Linked DNA regions of Mus musculus: region 1 is linked to region 2. Evidence: chromatin loops called from intact Hi-C (ENCODE). Cell type or tissue: left cerebral cortex. All regions are shown on one strand. Each heading gives the region's core, and the rest is flanking DNA. Links, peaks and the distances in the headings are about the cores only. Region 1 has its middle 39 kb from the start of Chst7. Region 2 overlaps Slc9a7 (solute carrier family 9 (sodium/hydrogen exchanger), member 7).

Evidence for each region. Hi-C counts contacts between places; a loop is a spot of excess contacts. Peaks named below come from ENCODE experiments on the same cell type or tissue, not always from the same donor. Only the 100,000 strongest peaks of a DNase experiment are listed, where the experiment ranks them.
Region 1: a loop joins it to region 2, with 27 times the contacts of the local background. A loop is called at or near these places in 22 of 42 quality-filtered maps.

Annotation. Positions count from the first base shown.
Region 1 is chrX:20,012,116-20,028,201 of GRCm38, reverse strand. No RefSeq gene overlaps it. Among named protein-coding and RNA genes, the nearest start is that of Chst7, 39 kb to the left of the region's middle. In left cerebral cortex, for the core only: a CTCF peak has its summit at 7,064 (motif pointing left); a DNase peak (open chromatin) is centred at 7,053.
Region 2 is chrX:20,150,944-20,167,029 of GRCm38, reverse strand. It overlaps Slc9a7 (solute carrier family 9 (sodium/hydrogen exchanger), member 7), which reads left to right. Exons shown (of 17, transcript NM_177353.4): 6 at 917-1,022; 7 at 1,959-2,100; 8 at 4,491-4,596; 9 at 4,798-4,886; 10 at 4,989-5,102; 11 at 7,287-7,398; 12 at 8,062-8,215. Among named protein-coding and RNA genes, the nearest start is that of Chst7, 99 kb to the right of the region's middle. In left cerebral cortex, for the core only: a CTCF peak has its summit at 9,282 (motif pointing right); DNase peaks (open chromatin) are centred at 6,587 and 9,321; H3K27ac peaks cover 144 bases.

The DNA.
Region 1 (16,086 bases), core at 4,269-9,268, 140 kb after region 2:
AAAAGAATTTTTCTGTTCAAACCCAGTGATGATAGAAAGAGAAAGATGACTCCTGCTAGCTGTTCCTGATTTCTATATGCTCTCTCTCTCTCTTTCTCTCTCTCTCTCTCTCTCTCTCATACACACACACACCACACAATCAATGAAAATAAATAAATTAAAATATAATAAAATCTGGATGTAGCTGAATATCACAAAAATTTTTCAAAAGGTGCTTTTTAGGAAATGAAAATACAGGCTTGTGGCCATCAAGATGGCTTGGTGGTAACGTGTTGGCCATGTAAGCAGGAGGATCTGAATATCCATGCCCAACATCTGCATACAAGCCCAGTATGGGAGACACAGGCAGTTCTCCAGAGCTCTTTGACCAGCTAGCCCCACTGAATCCATAAGCTTCAGGTTCAGTGAAAGACTCTGTCTCAAAACAAAACAAAAAAGCAAGATGTAGAGAAATTGAGGAAGACACCTGACATTTTACCTAACTTTTATTTTTTCAAACACCTATCTTTAATGATGGTTCTTAAATGCTTTAACCTCCCTTGTAGCCTATCACCCATCAGAGGTAGTAGGATAGAAGGGATATGGGGGAAGGGGGTCTGTTTAGAAATGGTACTTTAGAGCAACTCCCATCTCTGTTGTCTGGAAATTGACAGTTCAGTTTACAGGTCAGCCGTGGCAGCTCTATTCACTTGCCAACACTTCACGAATATACCACAGTCCAGCTCAGTAGAGTCAGGATAGCAAACAGGAATCAGCAGTGGTGGCACTACCTAGGAGAGACAGCCAGGCCTCAGCCTCAACTTGAGTCAGCAGGAGGGACCAGGAGGAACACCTGGAGAAGATCTTGGCTGTGCCTTTCTTAGAGAAGTGAAAAATCAGTGAAGACTAGAGACCCACTAGCATTGCACAACTAGCTCTATCAGTGAGACAATCTCAGCCTCCGTCACTGTTCATCAAGTCCTATTTATACCCTCCAAACATTATGTGTCCTTCATGGGTCTTGCCTCAGTATGTGTCTTGCCTCAGCACATGCGTCTGTCTCAGCTGACATCACTCAGCCAATCAGCCTGAGTCTACAAGAAACTGCAGCATACTACCAGAAAGTGTTTGTCTCTATGGAGTCTGGACAAATGTAGTCTGGACAACTACACAATATAAACTAAACTAATACATATGTATTGTTAACAAAAAAATCCTTCATCACATATCTTTTCATGTGCTTACTTTAGCAGAACATTCTTTTACTTGTGTCCACTTCAGTTAAATGTTCCTTCACGTGTTTGCCCCAGCAAAACACCATCCAACCGACTTTCCAAAGTACCCTTAAGTTTCCACTTCAGTCTCCCTATTCACTTACAGAGTTGCATGCACAAAGACATATATACTACACACATATAAAATAAAGAAATACATTAATAAACAAAAAGAAAATACAAGTTATATACTGGAAGAATATAAGCATAAATAAAATATCTCATAAAGGATTTGTAACCAGAACAGAGGGCTCTTAAAACAATGGGGAAAACAGCAACTAAAAAAAAAAAAAAACATAAGCAAACAATTTGAACATGCATCACACTAAACATAATTTTAATGCCTATAAGGACTTAAACAAGACATCTAAGATTGATGGCAAAATGCAAATTAAAGCCACTATGAGGGCTAGACTGATAGCTTAGTTAATAAAATAAAGTCTTGTATGCATAAAGACCTAAGTCTGATTAGCAGAATACATTTAAATTTGTCATTGTGTTGTGGTCTGTGCTTGTAATCCCAGAACTGGAGAGGCAGACAGGAGGACTTGTTAGTCAGGTAGCCTAATTGATGAGCTCTAGGCCAATGAAACACTTTGAAAGGTTTCCAGAATTTTTAGAATGACCCCCAAGGTTGTTTTCTTGCCTCCACACATGAGCAAACACATATGTGCATACATATATGCATAGGAACTAACGCCACAATGAAATACCACTGGCATCCTTGTTGCTCAAATTTTCAAACTATGACAAATATCTGGGGGGAAAAGACAAGTAAAGAGGAGAAAATTGTTTTCCTCATTTACCAAATATTCCAGTTCAGTGTCAGCTAGATTCTTGGCTTTGGGTTTGATGTGAGGCAGAATGCTATAGCAGATAAAAAGAATGTGATAGAGGAGATGGCTTGTATCATGGCAGCCAGAAATCAGAAAGAGATATAAACAGAAAGGGGTCAGAGACAAGACATAGCCCCTCTGATGACTAATCTTTGTTGTCAATTTGCCTAATTTGGGATCAACTAAAGTCCAAGCAGCTGAGCATGGCTATAAGAGATTTTCTTGATAAGATCTTTTGGAATGGGAAGATCCATCCCAATCATGGGCCATACCTTCTGGTGTCAGCTACATTAAAGAAAATGGAAGAAAAAAATAAAACGTTTACTATTTGCCTGCCTACCCTCATTCTTACTGACAAGTTCATCTACCTTGTTGCTGAGACATTCATTCATTGGTATTAGAAACTATATCTCCAAAATTCAAACAGAGACTGAAGAGCAGTTGAGACATTCAGCTTTGTGGACTGAACTACTATAGGATTCTTGGCCTTTCCATTGGGAGACAGCCATTTTTTGATGAGCTGGACCACAATCCATAAGCCATTATAATAAATCCATGCATATGCACATATATGAATATTTCTACTATAAATACATATATTTGAACATATACATTCATTCTATCCATCAGATCTGTTCCTCTAGAGAATCTGGACTAATATAGCCCTCAGACCATGCCCCCAAGTAGATTACTTTCTCCAACTGGGCCCATGCCCCCCTCTCCAAAAGTTTCTATTACTTCCGAATAAGACCATTATATTATGAATCCATCAATGAATCAACACACATGGGGACCAAGCCTTCACCCCACAAGTTTTTGTAGAGTAACTTAAGATGCAAACCATAATTCACCTCTTATAATCACTTAAAAACTTAATAATCCCAAGCTGCCCTTGAACTCAGATACTCCTGCCTCTGCCTTTTTAGTATGTCCTACAGGCTTGCTGCTTGAGCCACCGGGAAGGGGAGAGGAAGGGGAAGGGGAACACTTATGTGACCCATTTGTTGCATGCCTACACATTTAAACAAAAACTTATGCTCACATACAATACTATGTACAAATATTTCTAACAGCATTAGTCATAACTGCTAAAAAAAAAAAAAGTGAAATCAATCCTAATGTCATTCACCTGGCAAAGAGAGAAACAAACTGTAGTTACCCACAGAAAGAATAAATTCAGGAAAAAAAGTAGCACACTCAGGCTAGCGAGATGGTTTTGTGATTAAGAACACTGGTTGCTTTTCTAGAGGATTTGGGTTAAATTTCCAGCAATCACATGGCAGCTCACAACTGTTTATAACTCCAGTTCCAGGGGATCTGACACCCTCATACAGACATACATATAGGCAAAACACCAATCTGCCACATGTGCACCATCCCCCCAGTAGCTCAAATGCAGTATTTTGTGTGATGAGACCAGGTTCCAAATCTCTATGATTCTATGGATATTATGTTCTAGAACATGAGTAAGTATACTGACAATGAACAGATTAGTGGTTGCCAAGAGTTAAGTAAAGGAAAGGACTATTGTCCGACATGTGTTGACCCCTGTGGTTTGAGGTTAGCCATTCTGATTGATGCAAGTTGGAATCTCAGGGTTGTTTTGATTTGCATTTCTCTGATCTCTAAGGACTTTGAACATTTCTTTAGGTGCTTCTCAGCCATTCTTCTCTGATCTCTAAGGACTTTGAACATTTCTTTAGGTGCTTCTCAGCCATTCGAGATTCCTCAGTTGTGAAATCTCGGTTTAGTTCTATACCCCATTTTTTGATTGGGTTGTTGGGATTAGGTCCTTGAGTTCTTTATATATTTTGGATATTAGCCCTCTATCGTATGTGGGATTAGTGAAGATTTTTTTCCCAATCTGTAGGTTGCCAATTTGTCTTATTGACTATGTCCTTTGGCTTACAGAAGCTTTCTAGTTTCATGAGGTCCCATTTATTAATTTTTGATGGTAGAGCATGAGCCATTGGAGTTTTGCTTAGGAAATTCCCCCCTGTGCCAATGAGTTCAAGGCTGTTTCCCACTTTCTCGTCTATTAGATTCAGTGTATCAGGTTTTATGTTGAAATCCTTGACCCACTTGGACTTGAGCTTTGTGCGAGGTGACAAATATGGGTCTATTTTCATTTTTCTACATTGTTCATATAAACTTTTCAACCCCTCAGAACATGCCTCAGTCCATCTTCCTTAAAGGCTGGCAGCTGCCTTTGGGCTTTTGTTTTGCTGAACAGAATATTAGGTCCTGCCAACTGCCAGGTGTGTTGCTCCTATTGTTCAGTATTTCATAGCACCAGATCCCCTAATGTTTCTTAAAGGTCTCAACCTTAACGCTTCCCCTCCTACCCCCCTCATCAACCCACAATGAATCTACACATTGTGTGATATATTATCTCACAATTTTTGGTTGAGACAATGTCTTACTAGATAGCCTAGTCTGGTCTTCAACTCCTAACAATATTTCTCACTCAATTTCCTAAGATTACAGATATGGGCTATTAGCAGAGCATCTACCAACTCCTCTTTTAAAAATATTTTAGATTTATCTATTCTAGATTATGTGTATAAAATTTTGTCTGTATGTCTGTATGTGTACTCTGTGTATATGACTCATGATCATAGCAATCAGAAGATCAATCATATCCTCTGGAATTGGAGTTCTGAGCTACAGATGGTTTGTAAGTCACCATCTACATTGTGCTGGAGATTGAACACAGGTCCTCTGTAAGAGAAATGAGTGCTGTAAACTACTGCCATCTCTCCAGGCACCATCTATCTCCCTCACCTTGTTTTTGATACAGTGCTTTTCTGTGTAACAGCCCTGGCTATCCTAGAACTCACTCTGAAGAGCAAGAGATCTTCCTACCTCTGCCTACTCACAGAGATCTACCTACCTCTGCCTCTTGAGTTCTGAGATTAAAGACATGTGCCACCACTGTTGAGTCTATCTTAATTAATTTGTCTGCTTCTATCTTCTACAGGTTCCACATTTGATATGAAGCTTTTAAGTAGACAAGATGACGGTATAGCTTTGCAATGCTGTCCTTATTTCTTAGTGCCTCTTGTAAGGATTATCACAGTCTGGCTCTGGTGTGTCTCTGCTGTCTCATTTCCTATTACTTCTCCATCCTACATTTTGGCTCTCTTGGCACATATTGCTTTTAACTCTCTGTATCATATCCAGAGTATTGTGGCATCCATAAAAAATTGTAAGATGTTTTGATACTTTTAAACCTGAATTCAAATTATTCACTCTGCCTAAAATACTGTCTCATAGACTGTGCTATTTCGCATAGATTTAGAAGTCTACATATAAAATAATTTTAGGATAATTGATGATTCATTTTATATAAGTGTTTTGCATAAATGAATGTATGTGTATTATATGCATGCCTAGTGCCAAAGGAGGCCAGAAGACAGCATTGAATCCTCTGGAACTGGAGTTACAGACAGTTATGAGATGCCATGTGGGTGCTGCGAATCGAACCCCGGTCTTCTGTAAGAGCACTGAGTACTCCTAACCACTACACCACAGTGAATTTTTAATAAATTTGTGGGCTGGAGATATGGCTCAGTGAGTAAGAGTGCTGGCTGAAGAAGCACGAGGACCTGCATTCATATTCCAGCACTCATGTTAAAAAACAGGAGCAGGAGACTTAAGACATAATACAGAAGTAAAGATAATTGTGTTCTTCCAGAGGATCTGGATTCAATTCTGTACATCAACACTACAGTTCACCCCCATCTGTAACTTCAGTTCCAGGGAATTCTTCACCCTCTTCTGACCTTTGCAGACACCAGGCATGTACATGGTGCACAGGCATACATGCAGATAAGCACTCATATAATAAAACTTTAAAAATGTTTCAAAGTGCTGGGCATGATCTTGTATGTACCTGTAACACCAGAGTTGTGGGAGGCAGAGACAGGAGGATTGGGGAAGTTTGCTGACTGCTAGCCTAGCTCCAAGTTCAGTGAGAGACCCTGTCCGGTCTCAAACGGTTAAGTTGTAAAGTGACAGAGCAGGGCTCTGCCCCTGCTCCATGTGGGTACATTCATCACACTCACATATACACACAAATTATGTTTAATTTCAAAATATCTTAGGATTCTGTACATCTTAGCAACCTCAGTGTACAATATTTTCTTTCCTTAAGTCAAGAATTTTCTCCTTACAACGTAGGTGAATGCTTCCAGTAGTTTCTCTTTGGTATGGCTGGCCTGCTCTTTGTTGCCAAACAGTGTTTGAACAAAGCAACATAATATTGTAGTAGATGATCTAATGACCCAGGTGGTTAATAAGAGACTTGCTGTCAGGTACAGCAGCCACTATGTATACACTTGTCCAAGGATGATTTATGTCTTCATGACAAAACAGGAAGACCCGTGTTTTAATCACAGTACTTAGAACATCATGCATAAGAATTTTTCTACTTAACATTTTTGGAAAGTGGTTGACTGAATGTAACTGAAATTGCAGGAAATATAAACTTACATGGAGTGGGGATGGGGATTATAATTCTAAAGAACTAATGAGAAAGACCAAGGGTGAGGAAACTTTGTTGAAGAAAGTAGTGAGAAGAAAACAGAGGAGCAATTATTGAAAGATTTGCCCATTTTTACATGTCCTGTTCTTCTATTTTTGCTAGTAACTAGGTATACGTGTGTGATCTGATACTAAATGAGACAGTATCTGACAAAAACCCTATGCAAACCAGGGATGGAAGAACTTGCAATTTTCTATTGCTTTTTAGAATTGTTCTTAGTATATATATATGTGTGTGTGTGTGTGTGTGTGTGTGTGTGTGTGTATGATAAATGTTACTTCTAAATCAATGACATTTTGTAAATGATTTCAAAGTGTTGGTAAAGGATAAAGGAAAATAAAGACAATTTCTAGTTTAGATATTTAAATATGCTTGAACAATTTCTCATGTCTTATAAAATGTCTCCATCTGCTGGGGGAAGTAAAGAGGTGCAATTCAGTTTGACTGACAGGCTATTTTATGTCCACATAATTATTTAGACTAGATTCTAGTGGGTGAAATTTTTGTTTGTAGCACGACAGACCACATCAGGCCAGCTGCTGTGGAGTTACAGGATCACACAACAAATAGTACTCAGTATTCTCCTGTGTTTGGGGCGATGTTTTCTTTAGTGAACAATTTAGCTAGAGTGCCCTTCAAAACATTTTAGGAATAAGCTTTCTGGAGGTGGGGAGGCCACACATTCTCTCTTTTTAATCCCCTTTCACTTAGGACTTAATATGGAAAAATTAGAAAATCAAATCAGCTACTACCAAAGTTGAGCTTTTAGAATGGCTTACAGATAAGCTTAACTAATTCCCCCCTCAAAAAGCCATGATAGGACTTAGGATGTAGTACACAGCCATACATGCAGACAAAAGACTCATTTAATAAAAATTTTAAAAAATGTTTTAAAGTGCTGGGCACTTTAATATATAGAATATTTAAAATCTGACCATGGCAGCATGAAAATGCAATTTCAGTCCTGGGGAGATAGAGCTATTCAGATTGCTGAGGCTCATTGGCCATGGGCCTGGCCTATGGCCAGTTCCAACCTATGATGCTTATTTATGAAAGATATTGTTTAATCTTATGAAAACCTATGGAACACAGCCTATGGTGTGCTCCAAGCTAGTGATAGCTTTTATTGAAAAAAAATCTGGACAGTGTCTAAGGAATGACACCTAGTATATCCTTTGGTTTACATATGCACACACATGCAGACATATACATCTAAAACCAACAAGATAGTAAAACAAAAACAAAATAAGTCAGGACTCTGGAAATTGGCCAAAAGAAGAACGAAAGTGATAGAAAGAAGCCAATTGTAAACACAGAACTTCTAAGCCTGATATACCACGCTCAGAAAGTTTCTTCTGCATTCAGGTGGTTGTGGGCCAGATTTTAGTGTCACATCTAGAGAATGACCATCTCTGGACAGAATTTCCTGTTTGGAGTCTTTATGAACACATACAGAATCTTGATTCTTGGGTATGGAAGGGATAAAATACACACAACATGAAATTTACCACTTGGTTTTTTTTTTTCTTTTTAGCTTTGATTTTATTTTAATGATATGTACAAGAGTTAACAAAGTACAGTTAAATGGAATTTGTTATGGTAATTCTACAGAACTTAAAAAAATGCAACACTGCATGGTAAAAACAGCTTCATTCATATGCAAAATATCCCTTTGAGACTCATGACAGTGCTTGGAAATTTCTGACATAAGCTTTTTGCAAAGAATATTTTAAAAACTGTAAAGATCTGATGACCAATTAGTGCAGTTTTAGGAAAAATAATAAACATTATTAGTAAAGATGTTACAGTGATTTATACCAGGTATAAACAGGGTTCAATGTAGTCTCATTAAATAAATGTTCAGTTAAGAAAATGGTTTTCAAAAAGATCTTATATTGAAGCCATATATGAATTTTGTTGAATCAGCTTATATAAATCAATAGTCAAGTCTATTCAGTTAAAGAAAATGGGACTATGCTTTCTTATACTAATAAACGCGTATGTATATATAGCCTATGTACAAGTGAAGAAAAGTTCTTTGTAAACAAAAACATACTGCCAATTCAGTTTCTAAGATTGAAATAGTTCTTTATCTACATATTAACTACATTGATAAAAATGTCTTATTTAAATCACATTCAACCACCATAAATAGTTAAGCTGAATATTGTTGTAAACAATAGAAAAACAAAATTTGTTTGTATTTTAAATTTCTTCACTGAGTAACAATCTACTTCTCAGCTTAGAATGCTTTATAAAGGCTTAACATTTAATTTTATCAAGTCCAAATCCCACTAAAGAGTAAACACAGTGAATGCTTTTCAAAGTGCATAATTCTCAAAGCTTCTACTTATAGTATTTATCCAATACTGGTTCATCAGCAAAAAGTAAAATGTGTTTAGCTATAAAATCACTAAGCTGCCCTTCCGGTTGGCGCCAGCACCATGGCACCTTGGGCACGGAGTCAGCGGACACCCCCAAGGTCCCCTAGAGGACTCTCCATGAGATCTTAGGACCACCCGTGAGTGGAACACAACTTCTGTTCCAATCCAATCGTGCGGGGCCTGAGACAGCATTAGTGAAGCAGGAAACCCAGCCTGACTAGGGTCACAAGTCCCTTCTGGTTGGCGCCAGCACAGGGTCACCTGGGCACAGAGTCAGTGGAAACATCCAAATTCCCTAGAGGACAGCTTCTGAGACAGACCCTGTTTCAGGCTCCAGACATCTGAGCACCTTCCCTGCCAGAGGAGAGGTGTCCGTCCTGCCTGGGTGGGCTTTGCTGGAGCACCCGGGGGAGCCATTTTGGTTCCTGGATCCCTCTGAGACTAGTCTGTGCAAGTGAGAGTGTAGACTACAGAAGCTAACAGCTTCTGTGAGAGGCCGAAGCAACACAGCTTTTGGGACAGGTCCTGTTTTGGGCCTTCATCTTCTGCCAGGAGGGAGGTCCAAACACCAGATAACTGTGTACCTTCCCTGTAAGAAGAGAGCTTGCCTACAAAGTGTGCTCTGACCACTGAAACTCAGAGGAGAGAGCTAGTCTCCCAGGTCAACTGATAGAGGCTAACAGAATCATGAGAGGAACAATCTCTAACCAGAGACAACTAAATCAACTAACTCCAGAGATTACCATATGGCAAAAGGCAAAGGTAAGAATCTTACTAACAGAAACAAAGACCACTCACAAACATCAGAACGCAGCATTCCCACCTCACCCAGTCCTGGGCACCCCAACACACCCAAAAAACTAGACCGGGATTTAAAAGCATATCTCATGATGATGGTAGAGGACATCAAGAAGGATTTTAATAACTCACTTAAAGAAATACAGGAGAACACAGCTAAAGAGTTACAAGTCCTTAAAGAAAACGAGGAAAACACATCGAAACAGGTGCTGGAAATGAACAAAACCATACTAGACCTAAAAGGGGAAGTGGACACAATAAAGAAAACCCAAAGCGAGCAAAGCTGAAGATAGAAAACTTAGGAAAGAAATCTGGAACCATAGATGCGAGTATCAGCAACAGAATACAAGAGATGGAAGAGAGAATCTCAGGTGCAGAAGATTCCATAGAGGACATCAGCACACAATCAAAGACAATGAAAAATGCAAAAAGATCATAACTCAAAACATCCAGGAAATCAAGGACACAACGAGAAGACCAAACCTAAGGATAATAGGAGTAGATGAGAATGAAGATTTTCAATTTAATGGGCCAGCAAATATCTTCAACAAAATTATAGAAGAAAACTTCCCAAACCTAAAGAAAGAGATGCCCATGAACATACAAGAAGCCTACAGAACTCCAAATAGACTGGACCAGAAAAGAAATTCCTCCAGACACATAATAATCAGAACAGCAAATGCACTAAATAAATATAGAGTATTAAAAGCAATAATGGAAAAAGGTCAAGTAATATATAAAGGCAGGCCTATCAGAATTACACCAGACTTTCCACCAGAGACTATGAAAGCCAGAGAATCCTGGACAGATGTTATACAGACACTAAGAGAACACAAATGCTAGCCCAGGCTACTATACTCAGCCAAACTTTCAGTTACCATAGATGGAGAAACCAAAGCATTCCACGACAAAACCAAATTCACACATTATCTTTCCACGAATCCAGCCCTTCAAAGGATAATAACAGAAAACAAAAACAAAACAAAACAAAAAAAAAACCAAAAACCAACACAAAGACAGAAACCATGCCCTAGAAAAAGCAAGAAAGTAATCCTTCAACAAACCAAAAAGAAGACAGCCACAAGAACAGAATGCCCATTCTAACAACAAAAATAATAGAAAGCAACAATTACTCTTCCTTAATCTCTCTCAATATCAATGGACTCAACTCCCCAATAAAAAGACATAGAATAACAGACTGGCTACACAAACAGGACCCAACATTTTGCTGCTTACAGGAAACCCATCTTAGGGAAAAAGACAGACACTACCTCAGAATGAAAGGCTGGAAAACAATTTTCCAAGCAAATGGTCTGAAGAAACAAGCTGGAGTAGCCATTCTAATATCGAATAAAATCAACTTCCAACCCAAAGTTATCAAAAAAGAGAAGGAGGGACACTTCATACTCATCAAAGGTAAAATCCTCCAAGAGGAACTCTCAATTCTGAATATCTATGCTCCAAATGCAAGAGCAGCCACATTCATTAAAGACACTTTAGTAAAGCTCACAGCACACATTTCACCTCACACAATAATAGCGGGAGACTTCAACACACCACTTTCATCAATGGACAGATAGTGGAAACAGAAACTAAACAGGGACACAGTGAAACTAATAGAAGTTATGAAACAAATGGACTTAACAGATATCTACAGAACATTTTATCCTAAAACAAAAGGATATACCTTCTTCTCAGTACCTCATGGTACCTGCTCCAAAACTGACCATATAATTGGTCTCAAAACAGGCCTCAACAGATACAAAAATATTGAAATTGTCCCATGCATCCTATCAGATCACCATGGACTAAGGCTGATCTTCAATAACAACATAAATAATAGAAAGCCAACATTCACGTGGAACTGAACAACACTCTTCTCAATGATACCTTGGTCAAGGATGGAATAAAGAAAGAAATTAAAGACTTTTTAGGGTTTAGTGAAAATGTAGTCACAATATACCCAAACTTATGGCACACAAATAAAAGCATTCCTAAGAGGAAAACTCATAGCTCTGAATGCCCCCTAAAAGAAACTAGGAAGAGCATGAACTACCAGCTTGACTGCACACCTAAAATCTCTAGAAGGAAAGGAAGCAAATTCACCCAAGAGGAATAGACTGCAGGAAATAATCAAACTCAGGAGTGAAATCAACCAATTGGAAACAAGAAGAACTATTCAAAGAATCAACCAAACAAGGAGCCGGTTCTTTGAGAAAATCAACAAGATAGATAAACCCTTAGCCAGACTCACTAGAGGGCACAGGGACAGCATCCTAATTGAGAAAATCAGAAATGAAAAGGGAGACATAAGAAAAGATCCTGAAGAAATCCAAAACACCATCAGATCCTTCTACAAAAGGCTATACTCAACAAAACTGGAAAACCTGGATGAAATGGACCAATTTCTAGACAGATACCAGGTACTAAAGTTAAATCAGGATCAGGTTAATGATCTAAACAGTCCTATATCCCCTAAAGAAATAGAAGCAGTCATCAATAGTCCCCCAACCAAAAACGGCCCAGGACCAGATGGGTTTAGTGCAGAGTTCTATCAGACCTTCAAAGAAGATCTAATTCCACTTCTTCACAAACTATTCCACAAAATAGGAGCAGAAGGTACTCTACCCAATTCATTCTATTAAACCACAATTACTCTGATACCTAAACCACAGAAAGACTGAGAACTTCAGACCAGTTTCCCTGATGGTTTCATTGCAGGGATGCATGGATGGTTTAATATAAGGAAATCCATCAACGTAATCCATTGAATAAACAAACTAAAAGACAAAAACCACATGATCATCTCATTAGATGCAGAGAAATCATTTGACAAAATCCAACACCCATTCATGATAAAAGTCTTGGAAAGATCAGGAATTCAAGGCCCATACCTAAACATGATAAAAGCAATCTACAGCAGGCCAGTAGGCAACATTAAAGTAAATGGCGAGAAGCTGGAAGCATTCCCACTAAAATCAGAGACTAGACAAGGCTGTCCACTTTCTCCCTACCTATTCAACATTGTACTTGAAGTCCTAGCCAGAGCAATTCGACAACAAAAGGAGATCAAGGGAATACAAATTGGAAAGGAAGAAGTCAAAATATCACTCTTTGCAGATGATATGATAGTATATATAAGTGACCTTAAAAATTCCACCAGAGAACTCCTAAACCTGATAAAGAGCTTCAGTGAAGTAGCTGGATATAAAATTAACTTAAACAAGTCAATGGCCTTTCTCTACACAAAGAATAAACAGGCTGAGAAAGAAATTAGGGAAACAACACCCTTCTCAATAGTCAGAAATAATATGAAATACCTTGGTGTGACTCTAAGGAAGTGAAAGATCTGTATGATAAAAACTTCAAGTCTCTGAAGAAAGAAATTAAAGAAGATCTCAGAAGGTGGAAAGATCTCCCATGCTCATGGATTTCCAGGATCAATATAGTAAAAATGGCTATCTTGCCAAAAGCAATCTAAAGATTCAATGCAATCCCCATCAAAATTCCAACTCAATTCTTCAACGAATTAGAAAGGGCAATCTTCAAATTCATCTGGAATAACAAAAAACCTAGGATATCAAAAACTCTTCTCAAGGATAAATGTACCTCTGCTGGAGTCACCATGCCTGACCTAGAGCTGTACTACAGAGCAATTGTGATAAAAACTGCATGGTACTGGTAGAGCGACAGACAAGTAGACCAATACAATAGAATTGAAGACTCAGAAATGAACCCACACACCTATGGTCTCTTGATCTTTGACAAGGGAGCTAAAACCATCCAGTGTCAAAAAGACAGCATTTTCCACAAATGGTGCTGGCACAACTGGTGGTTAACATGTAGAAGAATGTGAATTGATCAATTCTAATCTACTTGTATTAACGTCCAATCTAAGTGGATCAAGGAATTCCACATAAAACCAGAGACACTGAAACTTATAGAGGAAAATGTGGGAGAAACCCTCGAAGATGTGGGCACAGGGGGAAAATTCCTGAATAGAACAGCAATGGCTTGTGCTGTAAGATCAAGAATCGACAAATGGGACCTCATAAAATTGCAAAGCTTCTGTAAGGCATAAGACAACATCAATAAGACAAAAAGGCCACCAACATATTGGGAAAGGATCTTTACCCATCCTAAAGTAGATAGGGGACTAATATCCAATATATATAAAGAACTCAAGAAGGTGGACTCCAAAAAATCAAATAACCCCATTAAAAATGGGGTGCCGAGCTTAACAAAGTATTCTCACCTGAGGAATATCGAATGGCTGAGGAGCACCTGAAAACATGTTCAGCATCATTAATCATCAGGAAAATGCAAATCAAAACAACCCTGAGATTTCACCTCACACCAGTCAGAATGGCTAAAATAAAAAACTCAGGTGACAGCAGATGCTGGTGAGGATGTGGAGAAAGAGGAACACTCCTTCATTTTTGGTGGGATTGCAAGCTTGTACAACCACTCTGGAAATCAGTCTGGTGGTTCCTCATAAAATTGGACATAGTACTAACTGAGGATCCCACAATACCTCTCCTGGGCATATATCCAGAAGATGTTCCAACTGGTAAGAAGGACACATGCTCCACTATGTTCATAGCAGCCTTATTTATAATAGCCAGAAGCTGGAAAGAACCCAAATGCCCCTCAATAGAGGAATGAATACAGAAAATGAGGTACATTTACACAATGGAGTACTACTCAGCTATTAAAAAGAATGAATTTATGAAATTCCTAGGCAAATGGATGGACCTGGAGTGCATCATCCTGAGTGAGGTAACCCAATCACAGAAAAACTCACATGATATATACTCAGTGATAAGTGGATATTAGCCCAGATACTTAGAATACCCAAGATATAAGATACATTTTGTGAAACTCATGTAACTAAAGAAGAACAAAGACTAAATTTTGGACATTTTGCCCTTTGTTAGAATTAGGAACAAAACACCCATGGAAGGAGTTACAGAACACAGAAGTGCATGCTCACAGTCAGCTATCGGATGGATCACAGGGCCCCCATTGGAGGAGTTAGAGAAAGTAACCAAGGAGCTATAGGGATCTGCAACCCTATATGTGGAACATCAATATGAACTAACCAGTAACCCCCCCCCAAGAGCTCATGTCTCTAGCTGCATATGTATCAGAAGATGGCCTAGTAGGCCATCAGTGGAAAGAGAGGCCCATTGGTCATGCAAACTTTATATGCCTCAGTATAGGGGAATGCCAGGGCCAAGAAGTGGGAGTGTGTTGGTAGGGGAGTGTGGGGGGGGGGTATGGGGGACTTTTGGGATAGCACTGGAAATGTAAATGAAGAAAATACCTAATTAAAAAAACATAAAAAAACTACTAAGCAATGTTGTTGAAAAGGAAAGGCTATTTGGTATAAGTAAATAAAAATATAATTAGTTTAAAATGTTGTAAAGCTTTAATGAAAGAATATCAATACAGTGTCTTTCCTTAAAACTAGTGGTGTCCCATTCCTACCACCATTGGGCCTACATGTACCAGTATTCTAGTGCCCTGGTGCTCCAGAGCATACCTTTCCCACTCTGTTAAACTACTCCAAGTATGCTGCCACAGGGCCTTGGGTGTCCAAAGCTGATAGCAAGTTTTATTGCTGGGTGGAACAGAGAAGTAAGATGTGACAGCTTTGACCTTTGACCAGGAGGAATGGAGGACCAGAGATCTTAGGAATATATACATGTTTTAAAAATGTTGGCCTATTTATTTTTTTTTTATTTATTTATAGTACTGTTTAAATGAATTTCTGCAGGTCACAATTTTTAAAAAAAATTCCCAATTCAATTGTGTAGAAAAAGAAAGATATCTCCATCTGGATGTAAACAAAGCTTCCATGTAAACAAGATAAATTCCAAATTAATTGAAGAACTAAATATATGTTTGAAAAATTAGATAAAACATTAGGAGGGCATTTGCATATCTTTTCACAACACAAGGAACATATCTATTGACCCAGGCATCATAAAGAGGAAGTTGTTCAGCTCAGAGTGTTAAAGCTTGTGTTGTCAAAAGACATTTTTAAGTACTACCGGAGGATCCCGCAATACCTCTCCTGGGCATATATCCAGAAGATGTTTCAACTAGTAAGAAAGAAACATGCACCACTATGTTCATAGCAGCCTTATTTATAATAGCTATGGAAAGTTTTTATAATAGTTCTGGAAAGAATCCAGATGCCCCTCAACAGAGGAATGGATACAAAAAATGTGGTACATGTACACAATGAAGTACTACTCAGCTAT
Region 2 (16,086 bases), core at 6,325-11,324:
TGCAAGAAAATGATATCTGTCCCTTAGATATAGAAACAACTGTGAGAAGCATCTGCCTTCTGTTAATCTAAGAGTTTGAAGGGATTTATAAAAATGTAGACCAATGCCTTCCTTTCTGATTTTATTTTATAAAGTGTAGTTTTTATTAAAATATTTCATGTTAGTGCATAAAAGGTCATTGTTATTTTAAATGCACAAATACTTATTTTTCTGCTTTAGTCAATACAATAAATATCAGCATTGGGAGCATAGGCTCTAGAATATAAAAGAGTTTAGAGGTTAAAAATTGGAGAACTACTAATTCAGAGAACAGTTGATTCTTAAGAGCTTCAGAAATATAAAAACTGACAGAAGTATAATTATGGACTAAGCATGGGGATTCATATCTGTAATCTCAACAATCAAGGAAGTGAGGCAGGAGGATTGTGAGTCCCAGGCCAGCCTGAGCTATATAAGAGACCCTTTCTTAGTTCTTTACCCCCTAACAAGTATAATTACAGCTATTTGCATGGGCAAAGCCTTGATCACAGTCTTCTCTGTTCCCTGACTTGGTGCTGGGTTTTGGGATCATAGAGGTCAAAAAATACGATAGAATTGTCTTTAAACATTTGCCAACCCACAAAAGAGACAAATTATATAAGTGCTTCCTCCAGTTCTATAGAACATATTTTTGATGTATGGCGGGAGTAGGACAGACAGTAGTGTACTCAGGTGCAGGCATCTTCAGTCTCAATGACCACATCAAACCTCATCTGGGTTTACCTCCCATCAGACAAATCATCTGTCTTTGATTCATTTGCTGGCTACCAAGTCACCTTGTCCCACTTAATATATAAAATAGCTTCTAAAAATCTGGAGCCAGTGGTTTAAGAGCAGAAACCAAAACTAATTTCTGTGCTTTGGGCATGCATTTCAGTGACTGTGCTGGCAATCTTTAACGAACTACATGCAGATGTGGATCTTTATGCTCTTCTGTTTGGAGAGAGTGTCCTGAATGATGCAGTTGCCATTGTACTATCCTCGTAAGTAACTATTTTTGTAGGGTTGGGGGAGGAGGCAGGTGGGCTAATGTTTCTGGCTCTGTCCCTCAGCAGCATTCAGGATGCTGACACCAGCATAGCATGGTGGCTGCAGCTTAAATTAAATGTATTTTCTCTGGTCAGTGCTTGGCAGACCATGTTTATTGATATTTTCAGTTACAGAGAGTCTATCTTCCAGGAATACAGTTTAAGACTGCTAGTGAATGCTTGAAATCATGGATGATAATGAACCCTGTTTATGATATTCCCACATATACATGCATATATACATATATAAAAACAAATACATACCTATGATAAACTTCAGTGTATAAATTAGACAAATGGAAAGTTAGCAATAACTAATAATAAAGTAGAACAATTATAATAATGTGTTTTAATTGTTAAAAGTTGTGCTTAATTGTATTTTCATCTTTTTACTTATATGTGACACTTTATGGTTTCTCTTTGTCAGATCCAAAATGTCAGCAACACTACTCTTTCTCTTTGGAAGCATTACCAAGTAAAATAAAGGTTGTTTGTACATAAGTGCTGCAGTCTGATAACCTCAACACATTGTTTCTAAGGAACTAATAGTCAAGTAGCATATACTGTAGGAATATATTCACAAAGTAATGATTCAAGTCATGGGCAGATTCAGCCAGATGATTTGAGGTTTCATTATGCGATTGAGAAGAGTATACAATTTAGAACTTATAAATAGTTTATTTCTGGAATTTCCTACTTGATATTCTTAGACTGAGGTGACCTTGGGGAACTAGAACTATGGAAACTAAAATAGTCAAGGAGGGTGGGGGTGGGGCCTGCTCACTGTTCCGTGTTGTAAAACCAGTGTGGTCTTTTAAAAAAAAAACTAACTCTCTCTCTCTCTCTCTCTCTCTCTCTCTCTCTCTCTCTCTCTCTCTCTTTCCTCTACAGGTCTATTGTTGCCTATCAACCAGCAGGACTAAACACTCATGCGTTTGATGCTGCTGCCTTTTTTAAGTCAGTTGGCATTTTCCTAGGTATATTTAGTGGCTCTTTTACCATGGGAGCTGTAACTGGTGTTGTTACTGCTCTAATATCCTTTTTAAAAAAATGTTTTGGCCCCTGCCTTGCTACACATATATATTAGGTTTGCAAAGAGCAAGTTCTCAGTTCCTGCTTTCAGATCAGAATCTTAGATTGATCGTTCTCTTGAGACGTGGTACTACCGATAAGATGGGTCATGCGTAGTGATTGAGCCCCCAAGTAAGAATCTGAGAAAAACCTCTAGGAAATTGGACTCTCCGAGTTATAGAAAAATTGGTAGTGAAATGGGGGAGGGTATTGGGGTGTACATGATCAAAGTACATTGTTAGCATGTATGAAATTGTTAAAGGATAAGTAAAATAAATTCTGTCCAAAGAGAATGCGAGGAAGGATGGAAAATGCAATCAAACATATATACAATGAAACATAATATACCAAATAAAAATTTAAAGATGGGGAATTTAACTCTCTTTGTCCTTACCTCTGCTGCTTCTCCCCCTTTCTTATAACGCAGTTGGGACGTCAATCATAGGGCTGAAGAGAGTGAGGAATCCAGAGGAGGCTTATAATCAGTGGCCACTAGTTGGACAGCACTTTAGCCTGGTGCTGTCTGCTGTTCAGGTAGCCATAACTAGCCTGGAGCCATTGATGGGAATTACTAGACTTCCTATTGTACAGTCCATTGCAAAAAAGATGGTATGATATTTAGTTTCAAACAAGCAAACAAAAGGAGAAAAACATGGAAAGAGTTGGCAGTTCCTTTACATATGTGCTGAATCTTCTATCACAATACCCTCTTTGATTGGCATTACTAATGAGTGTAATACATAAGATATCCATTTTACATGCAGCCAGTAATGATGTGGAAAAATTATTAGTGAAATTTTAGTTATTTTGTTTTTGTTCTAGTCTTTGAGACATGTGTCTTTTGCTCTTTGTAAAATCTCAGGTATACCTAACTAACTACATTTTAAGTGTTGAGAAACCACAAGTAGCCAGTAGTTTCTATGTCAGTAGCACAAATTAAGATAGGTTTGTTTAAAGACCCTGGTACTGAGGGTTTAATTGCTCAGTGAACTTATTTGTGACTTGGTTTTACACACACACACATATTAGTTTGCAAAGAGCAAGTTCTCAGTTCCTGCTTTCAGATCAGAATCTTAGATTGATCGTTCTTTTGATGGTGTACTGAATGGCAGTAGGAGAAGGGAGATCCCTGGTGTTCTTAAAAGTAGACCCCAGCACCTCATTGTTGTCTCAGAAGTTACAGACTTCTTCTCTTTTGTCCCATACCTGGATCAGGTCTTAATGATCCATGGGGATCAGAGCCTGACGAGTCTGTCTTCCCAGGCCTGCCTAAGGCCTTCCAGCTCTATGAGGACTAACCTGTCAAGTCAAACCTGTAGCAACATATTTACTCATAGCATCATAATAATTCATGTACTATCCAACCCACCCATTTAGGGTACATAATTCTATTTCTTTGAATTCCTTACTTTACTAAGTTTAAAAACACAATATATAGTAAAAATTGCTTCAGTACACAATTTAGTTATTAAGTACAGGAGCCAGCAAGATGGCACAATAGTTATGGGCTTTTGCCACCAAGCCTAATGACTTGAGCTTGATCCCTGGAGCCTATGTGGTGAAAGAAAACTACTTCCTACAAGATATCCTCTGACCTTTACATGCTTGCTTAGCACGAACATGTGTATCACACACACACACACACGTGAACTGTTTCACACTAAATTCCCTGTATTGTCTAGGCATTCCTGCTACCTGTTCCAAGAATGCTATTCCTCATCTCAGACAGGCCCTCTGTGCCAATTCAACAGGAATTCTGCACTCTGGCTCTGGTCCTGGTAACCTGTATTCTACTGGAAGGTTTCTTTAATTTGTATGGTAGAGGAATGATCAAATATAGGACCTCTAATGTGATAGGCAAGTGCTTACAATTCATCTACAGTACCAGTAACCAGAAAGCTTAATTTTTAATTTATGTTACTTCAAAATTGAGCCGGGTGTGGTTGTGTCACCTTTAATCCTAGCACTTGGAAGGTAGAGGCCAGTGGATCTCTGTGAGTTTAAGGCCAATCTGATATGCACAGTGAGTTCCAGGCCAGCCAAGGCTACACAGAAAAACCCTGTCTCAAAAAGAAAGGAAGGAAATAAATAAATAAACAAGCAAGCAAACAAATTAATAAATATCTGGTCAGGGATGTGTGGCCCAATGGTGGATGGAGTACTAGCATAGCATATTTTGGGCTCTTAAGTTCCATCCCAACATTGTAACATTTAAAATAAGAGATAAGACCCTCCAAGGATGTATAGGGAATGGCTGGCCCTCAGAGAGGGGGCTCTCAGACTAAAAGAATAGGGATCTCAAGTGTCCCTGCTGCCCCTGCCCAGAGCTGCTGTCCTTAACCTGGTGCTGACGTGACCAAGTTTACTAAGCTGCACTGCTTCCCCCTGCTGGAGACAGCGCTTTTTTTCCTGATGTCCTGGAGTACCTTTCTCCTGGCGGAAGCCTGTGGGTTTACAGGTAGGTTTACTGCTGGGCTGCAGCAGGGCCTGTAAGAGAGGGAGGGAGAGAGGAAAAGAGGGAGGAGCAGATGAAAGGCGGTAGGGGGAGGGAGGGAAGGAGGATTGGAGTTAGGCAAGTCTCGCATGCCATGGATTTTCATGTCAGTAGATTTTTTTGGTCTCGTCTTTCCCATTGACGTTTAGAAACTCTTTTTGACAGGTGTTGTAGCTGTCCTTTTCTGTGGGATTACACAAGCTCATTACACATATAACAACCTGTCAGTAGAATCTCGAAGTCGAAGCAAGCAGGTAAGAGTGGTCCTTGAGCCCGCTGGGCTGCCAAGTAGCTGGACAGGAGGAATGCAGCCAGGAATGCAGTGTTCACAGCCTCCCTTTTCCTTCTTCCTGCAGCTTTTTGAGGTGTTACACTTCCTGGCAGAGAACTTCATCTTTTCCTACATGGGCCTGGCACTGTTCACCTTCCAGAAACACGTTTTCAGCCCCATTTTCATCATCGGTGCTTTTGTATCCTTTTCCTATTTGACATTGTAGACAGAAGTGACCTCTGCTGGGAAAGGCATGCAACTACTAAGAGGATTCTGACTCTGATTAGAATGGGTAGCTGGGTCCGTTCTAGTTCAGTGTATTTGTAGTGGGGTAGGGAGTGGGGGTGGGAAGCTTCCTAAAGCTGAATATATTTGATTTCTAGGGCTGTCTTTTTTTTTCTGGCATTCTCTGTTCTAAGCTAGTGTTTGTTGGGCAGTCATTTGTTTTGTAGAGTTCTGTCCTGATTAGATCTAAAAGTCAATAACCATGCCAGACCCCAGAATTATTGTAGATATGCTATTGTCGCTATTGTCATGTCAGCTGTAACAGAGTCAGTTCCCTGGTTCTAGTGATTAGAAGGTTCCACTCTTCTTGCTCTCAGCTGCAGATTCTAGCTTGGGTAGCCCCAACCCATGCTGCCTTTGTGTGTGTGTAGACAGTGTCCATACTTTCAGCTAAGCTGCCCTGCCCCTTAGATTATGCTGGGAGAGACTTCTTTGTTTTTTCTAAAACAGGAAGGAAGAGAGGTTTGAAAGAAGGAAGAGATGAGGAAAAAAGAACAGATAAAAAACTGATAGAATTGAAGGGGAGGAGGAAGGAATGAGAAAGAGGATGAGAAGAAAAGATAAAACTTCTTTGACGTCAACCCTTGGGGATGTAATATTTCAGAAGTGGGGCATTTTGGGTGCTTGGGTTAGATAGGAGGGAGGGATGTGAGTGCCCTGGAGTGGCTCAGCAGCTGATGGCTTTGCTCACATGGTCTTAGATACCATTGTACTATTGTCACTGAAGTCACTTTTCTGGGGCAGGATTTTTAAGATCTGTTCCTATTGATTTTTTACATTTATTTATTTATTTATTTAGCCTTTTCAAGGCCTCATGGGAATCCTTAACTCTTCTAGAAAGAATGTTTTTTTTCTTCTGGGAATTTGGTTTCATGTGCAAGAGTGTAGGGCTGCCCCTCCTTAGCTGCTAGATAGTGACAGTGCCAGAATCCTAGTTAGGATCTTACTGAGTGGCTTCACATAGTCACTAAAAAACAGCTTAATTTCCGTGGGATTGGCTTTCCTTCACTAAGACTTGGCATGTTGCTTTGATTTGTATTTCCTGCATGGCATCCTGGAAGAGATAGTGGGAGGAGGGCCTTGTTTACAGATCAGGGCCTCTTGGCTGGGTGAGCCACATCCTCTGCGAGTCCAAAAAGGCTTCTGACCACTTGAGGCTTTTTCTTTCACCTCTGAGTAGAATGTGCTTTACAAGCACTGTCATTTCCTTTTGTTAACAACAAAATCAAACAAGGAAAGGAGAAAGAAAAAACAAAAAAGGCAGAAAAACACTTTGCACTTTACCCTGGAGGAAGTAGAAGATAGTTTGTCCCTGGCTTCTGTCTGAGACAGCTGTGGCTCCTGCAGCTGGTGCATTGCTGGACGGAAGCTCTGTTTGCTGGCTCCTGTCTGAGTTTCCTTCTCTGACCAGGGGATTGGGCAGCTCTCTCTGTTGGGTGCTGTTTAAACTTGGCAAGGAAAAGATGACCAGTTTCCCTGAATTCTTTGCTTTTCACAGCAGAACCCCTTTTTCTTATTCATCCTTTTCTACATTTTACACTCCCAAGGAGCAGTAAAGCTACATAAGCAGAGAACTCTCTCTGCGTTAATTTGTATGAGAGAATGTCTGTTTGTGGTAAGAATACGCAGTTTCTTCACTTCTAATTTTCCTGAGCTCCCTGGGCCTTGAACTCCCTGATGTTTGCTTGCAAATGAAGCTTGTTGGCTCTTTCCCAGCAAACTTTCTACAGTTCGAATCTAGGCTTACTTTTCTTTCTTGCCATTCTCTTTTAAATAGAGCCCAACATAGTGTGTGCTTCATTTAGCCCATGCTCCTGCTATCATACTTTAGATTATTTCTGGGCTCATTTTTTTGAGAAATTGAGGAATCTGCCAATACCAGTTCAGTTTAGTTCAAAAGTTACAATGTGTTTATAAGCTTGAAATTAATGAACTAAGAAGTAGAAAAGTTGACCAAATGACTCCCATTTTGTTGCTGAGGGATTGTTGTAGGGGGAAATCAAGCTTCTCTGAGTAGCTGCTCAAATTTTATGGTCAATCAGAGTGTTTTGAAGTGTCGTTCTGGAAATGTGTTGGCTCCTTATCACCTGGTGGTCAGGTTGCCATCTTCCTGGGAAGAGCTGCACATATCTACCCACTCTCCTTCTTCCTCAACTTGGGCAGAAGGCATAAGATTGGCTGGAATTTTCAACACATGATGATGTTTTCAGGTAAATATATATACATACATGTATATATAAAGAAAATACATTTTATTTAGCCAACAGTGATATGATTAAAATATAATCAACTGGGCTTGGTAGCACATATGTATAATCGCAGACTAGGAAGGGGGAGGTAAAAGGATCAGGAGTTCAAACATGCTTAGGTAAATATTAAATTTGAGGTCAGCCTGTGCTATATAAGACCCTGTCTCAAAAACCCTGCTACAGGTCAACCTGTCTTTTCACTATTCAGTGAGGTACTCTCTCCTTTGCTAAGAAAAATAACACCCTGTTTTCCACAAGTGTGCATCGGATATATTCATACTCAGCCAGCATTTCTGTTGACGGGATAGAAGACGTAGAGAGCTCGTTATTATGCATGTTTCTCTTTCTTTCATCTCACTAGCAAGAGAACCATTTAAATAGTAATAGTAGCCAGTGTTCTAGAATGTGCTGTACAAAATGGTGCTTTTTTTCTCATACTGGAAATTCTGTGAAAGCCAGCTGCAAAGAAGATTGCGCACTTCTAAGGCGATTCTCTCTGGGTTAGACATCCTGGCTCCCAGAGCATGTGGCTAGAACTTTTACCCCCACATGTGACAATTAATTTTGAGGAGTTGTTGCCATGTCCTCACATCACCAGAAGACCTTCCTGTTTGGTTGCCACAGGCCTGAGAGGAGCGATGGCATTTGCACTGGCTATCCGTGACACGGCATCGTATGCCCGCCAGATGATGTTCACAACCACACTGCTCATTGTCTTCTTCACTGTGTGGGTCATTGGTGGAGGCACGACACCCATGTTGTCATGGCTCAATATAAGGTCAGTTTATAACCAAATCAATCTTGTGTCTGAATGTGTCAGTTGTCACTATCCTTGAGAATGTTCAGTGTGCCATGCAGGCTGTACTGGTGAAAGGTTTTCATTCTTTTGGCTTAAGCAATGTGTGTGTGTGTGTTTGAGAGTGTATTTTTTTAAATTAAAATTTGAAGTATGGAGATTTTACAGGATACAAAATTTCATTGAATTCTAAAAAAAGAAAACAATCAAAATAGTCAGCACACACAGGAAATTAGGATGAGCTGGCTCTGACCAGGACAGTGACTTTTGTAGAACAGTTCAAAGTCTTAAAGCTACAGGAAAAAAGGAACAGACATGTAGCCCTGGTGATGTTTCCTGTCTCTTTGTGGTGGAAGCTGGGCCCAGAAGTAGAAGCTCCCTAGCCAGACATTAAAAGACTCAAGTAGAGTTCCCCCCTCCTTAGGAATTTGTACACCATGCCTCTCCTTGCTTCTGGGAGAGAGAGAGAGAGAGAGAGAGAGAGAGAGAGAGAGAGAGAGAGAGAGAGAGAGAGAGAGTAAGAGTGAGTTAGTTTTCTATGTAACCCTCATCTATCATAGCCTTGTGACATCTTTTGTATGTGGTTTTGTCAGGACAGAAGGATGTTGACCAGTTTCTTTCTTTTTCTTTTTTCTTGACCCTCCTGCTTCTACTTCCCAACCACTAGGATTAGAGGCAACTGTCCCCATACCCAGACTCAGGAAATTTTTTTATGAAGGGTGTTTGACTTCTATATTGTGATCTATAGCACCATATAGTCAAAAAGTCACTGACTGAAACAGGAGTCCAGAGACCCACAGCCCAACAATGACTGATCTCTGATCTCTCATGTGTTTGAGGTCCAATTTTCCTCAACGTGAAATGAAGCCTTATGCCAGAGTACAGCCAGGGTTCCCCACATCCAAGTGTTAACTCTGCCTCTGCATTCTGTGTTGCTGAATGTACTCTGGCCACCTGTTGTAGTTTTACCTTTGCACAGGGTGACTATGACCCTTCAACCAGGCATTGGGAAATGAAAATGCCTGAAGAGTCACTCTCTAAAAAGCCACAAGGTGGCGATATATATCTTTCTGTGTTGGTGTTCAGCTTGTTTTCTCTCCTCTGCCAAAGACACTTGAAGCTCCTATATACTGCCAAGGAGAAAAACAGGATTTGAGAGAATAGCTGTTTCCATCTGAGCTGGAAAGGATTAGTGACGATAGGCAGGGATTCCTGGGTTTGGCTATTGCCAGTTATGCCATTTTTGTGCTAGTGTGTCTCAGCTTGCAAATCAAGGCAAGGGCGTCTTGGTGACAATCAGTATCCTCACTAATGCTTTCATTGCACGTGCCGTTTGCATTTCCATGTTAATATATTGGTTCTCACAACATCCCCATAGTGGAGATAATATGGTCTCTGCCCCGGTTGTAGAGTCTTGAGAGGATGAGGCAGGATTGGAATCCGAGAAGTCTTACCATGGCTTGTACACAGTATTGTCCATCAATAAGAGGGGTGTGGTGCTAAAAATTGCTTTCCTCATAACATTTGGAGTGCTTAGAAATTCAACTTCCTAGCTTTGATACTATGGGTTGGATTAAGGAACACAGTCCACCATCCAGTGGAAAAAGACAGCATTTTCAACAAATGGTGCTGGCACAACTGGCAGTTATCATGCAGAAGAATGCGAATTGATCCATTCCTATATCCTTGTACTAAGGTCAAATCTAAGTGGATCAAGGAACTCCACATAAAACCAGAGACACTGAAACTTATAGAGGAGAAAGTGGGGGAAAGCCTCAAAGATATGGGCACAGGGGAAAAATTCCTGAACAGAACAGCAATGGCTTGTGCTGTAAGATCGAGAATTGACAAATGGGACCTCATAAAATTGCAAAGTTTCTGTAAGGCAAAAGACACCATCAATAAGACAAAAAGGCCACCAACAGATTGGGAAAGGATTTTTACCTATCCTAAATCAGATAGGGGACTAATATCCAATATATATAAAGAACTCAAGAAGGTGGACTCCAGAAAATCAAATAACACCATTAAAAAATGGGGCTGAGAGCTAAACAAAAAATTCTCACCTGAGGAATACCGAATGGCTGAAAAGCACCTGAAAAACTGTTCAGCATCCTTAATCATCAGGGAAATGCAAATCAAAACAACCCTGAGATTCCACCTCACACCAGTCACAATGGCTAAGATCAAAAATTCAGGTGACAGCAGATGCTGGCGTGGATGTGGAGAAAGAGAAACACTCCTCCATTGTTGGTGGGATTGCAAGCTTGTACAACCACTCTGGAAATCAGTCTGGCGGTTCCTCAGAAAATTGGACATAGTACTACCGGAGGATCCCACTATACCTCTCCTGTGCATATATCCAGAAGATGTTCCAACCGGTAAGAAGGACACATGCTCCACTATGTTCATAGCAGCCTTATTTATAATAGCCAGAAGCTGGAAAGAACCCAGATGCCCCTCAACAGAGGAATGGATACAGAAAATGTGGTACATTTACACAATGGAGTACTACTCAGCTATTAAAAAGAATGAATTTATGAAATTCCTAGGCAAATGGATGGACCTGGAGGCCATTATCCTGAATGAGGTAACCCAATCACAAAAGAACTTAAATGATATGTACTCACTGATAAGTGGATATTAGCCCAGAAACTTAGAATATCCAAGATAGAAGATACAATTTGCTAAACATATGAAGCTCTTGAAGAACGAAGACCAAGGTGTGGATACTTTTCCCCTTCTTGGAATTGGGAGCAAGGCACCCATGGAAGGAGCTACAGAGACAGAGTTTGGAGCTGAGACTAAAGGATGGACCATCTAGAGACTGCCATACCCGGGGATCCATCCCATAATCAGCCTCCAAATGCTGACACCATTGCATACACTAGCAAGATTTTGCTGAAAGGACCCTGATATAGCTGTCTTTTGTGAGACTATGCCCAGGCGTAGCAATGACATAAGTGGTTGCTCACAGTCAGCTATTGGATGGATCACAGGGTCCCCAATGGAGGAGCTGGAGGAAGTACCCAGGGAGCTGGGGGGATCTTCCACCCTATAGGTGGAACAACAATATGAACTAACCAGTACCCCCTCCCCCCCACCAGAGCTCGTGTCTCTAGCTGCATATGTATCAGAAGATGCCCTGGTCGGTCATCAGTGGAAAGAGAGGCCCATTGTTTGTGCAGACCTTATATGCCTCAGTACAGGGGAACGCCAGCGCCAAGAGGTGGGAGTGGGTGGGGGTGGGAGGGTGGGGGGGGACTTTTGGTATAGCATTTGAAATGTAAATGAAATAAATACCTAATAATAATAATAATAATGAACAAAAACATAAAAACAAACAGAAAAAAAAGAAACACAGCCCATTCTTGGGAATATGGACCTGAAGAAAGAAAATATACTTATGTGGCTTTCAATTTGAGACACCAGTCTTTGTTCTTTGTAGCAGCATGAGGACAAGACACTGCGATTGACACTGTGTATCATGTATAACCCTGAGAGTCTTTGCATTCTGTGACCTGTGAAGTTATTTTATGCCAGATTTCAGATTTTGGAGTAGGGGTGCTCATCTTGTGTAGAGAATTATTAGATAGGTAATAAATAATTTTGTAATTTCTTCAGACACTCTGATATTTGTACTCATTGGGCTTTTGAAAATATTGAATAATACTATAAGCTATATGAATGATACTATGTTATATGAATAATAGCTATGTTGAATAATAAAATATAGCTATAATACTATATATACTATATTGAGGAGTTTTTGAAAACTTGAAGTCTTATAATTAATTTCTCATTCCATTCATAAAAATTCACTTATGTATTCAGAAAACATTCACAGTTATACCTAATTTTATATGAGTACTTTAAAGCATCTCCCTTAATTATATAAAGGCTCCAGGCTTCTCATTTTTTTGCTATTCCCAGGAATTGTAGAGAACACAAACTTCAAAGATGCATTAAAAACTATAACTCACCATCATGTAACTAGGAACAAAGGCAAAATATCTGACTTTATTAATGCTAGTGATAGAACTCAAGGCTTCAAGCATGCTAGGCAAGTGCTGTTCCAGTGAGACATATCCCCATGATCTAACCTCTTTAATCCCTTCTTTACCTACAGAACATATATCATGAATATATAATTGGGTTTTTGAAATTTTGTTCCTGACCTCCCTATGGATAATAAACCTTGCAGATGCTGAAGGTTTTTATAAAAGTGGGGTAGTATTTGTCCAGAACCCATGCCCATCATCTCAAACACATTAAATGATATCAAAAAGCTTTTGAGATTTCCTACAGTGTAAATGTTATATAAACAACTATAGTACCATGCTGTTTTGAGAATTATGACAAGAGAAAAGATTTATATGCTCAGCACATAAGCAATTTTGGGAGATATTTTAAATCTTGGGTTGATTAGATTTCCAGACAGAGCTTATAGATATAAAGGGCCAACTGTACACAAAGCACAGAACAAGGCTTCTCAAGCAAGAAGTGTTGGTTATCAGACAGCTAATAAACAGGAGTTCATCATTTTCTTAGTCTCTCTGATATTGGTTGTATCTATCATGGAGTTTTGAAATGTTAATACTATGAAACTTATTAGGAGTTTTTGAAAACTTTGAAGTGTATTACAGTTTATTTCTCATACCATTCATAAGACTTGCTTTTATGTATTCAGGGAGTACTCATATTTGTACTTGATTTTATGAGTCATTTAAAGTAGCTCCTTAAACTGTATAAAAGTTCCAGACTCCTCAGGAATTGTCTTGTCAGTCGCCTGACTTTTCATGGCCTGATTAAATTAAAAGTCCTTTGCTTTATTTTTCAACCCCAAAACATTTGTTACAAACAGAACCGAATAATTTTCCACTGAGAGTAGAAAGTTGACTTTTGGAACTTCCTCATTACCTTTTCCAAAAGTGGGCCATTAAAACAGTCTTACCTAAAGCTGAATTCTGACATGCACATGATGGCTCAACTAGGCTAGGAGCTGGTAAGAAGTGAGCAATGCTGTTTGAGCAGAAAAATCCACAGTTCCTATAATACCTCTGTTTTGCTTTTTAAAATACTATTTACTTTTTGATCCCTTCTCCATATAATTTTGTCATATCAACGACAGATAACACAGAGAAATAATAATCAGTCTTTGAGGTATGGGTGATCAAAACTTGTTATTATTTGTATTTTAGAAAAGATCATGGTAATGTCATGTGAGTTTCTTTTTAAATTATAAAATTTGAGGAATTGTCTCTCAGGTATCTTTCATATGTGAGCCAGAATATTTCAGAGCATAAAAGCTATGCAACATAATTTTTTGTTCTGAAATAATTATAGAATTCAGGGTATGCATTATGCATGTTTCCTGTGGTCCCATCTTACATAGTTGTACCATATCACAACCAGGAGCTGAAGTAGGTTTATGTGTGTAGTTTGATACTATTTTATAGAATCTAGGTTTTTGTAAGCACCACTGTGTTCAAGGTATAGAATTGTTCCAACATAAAGATATCCTTAGCTCCATTCTTTATGTCACACTCACTTCTTATCATTCCCTATCTCCAGCAACCTCTAATTTGTTCTCTGTCTCCATAATTTTCTCAGCTTGATAATTATAGAGCTCACGTCTTATATGATCTTTGAGATTGACTTTTTCTACCATTTAAAATACTACCTGTGAGATCCATTTAGGTCATTATACATGTCAAAGTTTGTTCCTTTTTATTTCTGGATAATACTCATGACATGAATGTATCAGGATCTGTTTAACTGTTCATACCTTAAAGGACATGTGGTTAGTTTCTAGTTTAAAATTATTATAAATAAATCAACTGTGAATATTTCTGGGTAAGTTTTTATATTAATGTGGACATTCATATATCTCAGATACAGGTTCTGGAACATGATTGACAGATGAGATACTAACAGTTTTCCAGAGTGGCTGTATGTTGTGGTAAATCTCCAACCCAAATATGCCCCGGCAGTGAAAACACAACACAGTTAATATGATTACATGCTGTGTGCCTAGATTGGACAGATCTACCGCTACACTACCATCTTCCACATCTATGAGACCCCTTAGAACTTGCAGTTTCTCCAGGCCATGTGCTTCTGCTCTGCTTTTCTTCCTCTTCCTCTCCTTCCTCCTCCTCCTCTTCTTTTTTCAGAATTGTAGATATTCTTATTTTATTTCATATAAATTTTAGAAAAAGTGTTTCTGTAGCTAGACATGCTTATAATTCCAACAATTAGAAGGCTGAAGCAGGAAGTCAAGGCTAGCCTAAGATGTATACAGAGAACTTGCCTGAAAAATTGAATAAAAGAAAAGTAAATAAAGTCTTGCCATGCTTTTCATAGGAATTGTATTTTGCATATTATGAACTGGGACCATTAGCATCTTCATCACGTTGTGCCCTCCAATCTCTGAATGCTTCCCAATTTCTTTTAACCTTCTTTGGTTTCTTTATATTAGTATTTTGTCATTTTAGCATAAAATGCCAAGCAAGTTTTATTAGATTTATATTCTGCCACCTTGCTGATTCCTTTTTTAGTTCTTGAAAGTGTTTGATGTGTATATAGTATTTAGGATTTTCTACACAGTTAAAAATTTCTGGATTATTTGCATAACTATGCAAAGTGAAATAGTTTTATTTTGTTCTTTTCAACCAACGTGCCCTTGGCTTTCTTTTCATGCATTATTGCTTTGGTTGACTGTCTTAGTTAGGGTTTTACTGCTGTGTACAGACACCATGACCAAGGCAAGTCTTATAAAAAACAACATTTAATTGGGACTGGCTTATAGGTTCAGAGGTTCAGTCCATTATCATCAAGGTGAGAACATGGCAGTATCTAGGCAGGCATGGCACAGGAGGAGCTGAGAGTTCTATGTCTTCATCCAAAGGCTGCTAGTGGAAGACTGACTTCCAGTCAACTAGGGTGAGGATCTTATACCCACACCCACAGTGACACACCCATTCCAACCAGGTCACACCTATTCCAACAAGGCCACACCTCCAGATGGTACCACTCCCTGGTCCAAGGATATACAAACCATCACATTGACTTTCAGTATTGTGTATAATAAAAGTATTGTTAGTGGGTGTTATCATCCAGATCCTAACATTAAAGGGACATTTTATCATTGGGTGTCATTGTAGCTTGCAATGTTTTTGTAGCTATTCATCAGCAGATTGAGTAACTTTCTATCTCATATTTAGTTTATTTTTTTAATATTTTTTATTAGGTATTTTCCTCATTTACATTTCCAATGCTATCCCAAAAGTCCCCCATATCCCCCCTCCCACTCCCCTACCCACCCACTCCCACCTTTTGGCCCTAGCGTTCCCCTGTACTGGGGCATATAAAGTTTGCAAGTCCAATGGGCCTCTCTTTCCAGTGAAGGCCAGCTAGGCCATCTTTTGATACATATGCAGCTAGAGACACGAGCTCTGGGGGTACTGGTTAGTTCATAATGTTGTTCCACCTATAGGGTTGCAGATCCCTTTAGCTCCTTGGGTATTTCCTCTAGCTCCTCCATTGGGGGCCCTGTGATCCATCCAATAGCTGACTGTGAGCATGCACTTCTGTGTTTCCTAGGCCACGGTGTAGTCTCACTAGAGACAGCTGTATCAGGGTCCTATCAGCAAAATCTTGCTAGTGTATGCAATGGTGTCAGCGTTTGGAGGCTGATTATGGGATGGATCCCTGGATATGGCAGTCTCTAGATGGTCCATCCTTTCGTCACAGCTCCAAACTTTGTCTCTGTAACTCGTTCCATGGGTGTTTTGTTTCCATTTCTAAGAAGGGGCAAAGTGTCCACACTTTGGTCTTCGTTCTTCTTGAGT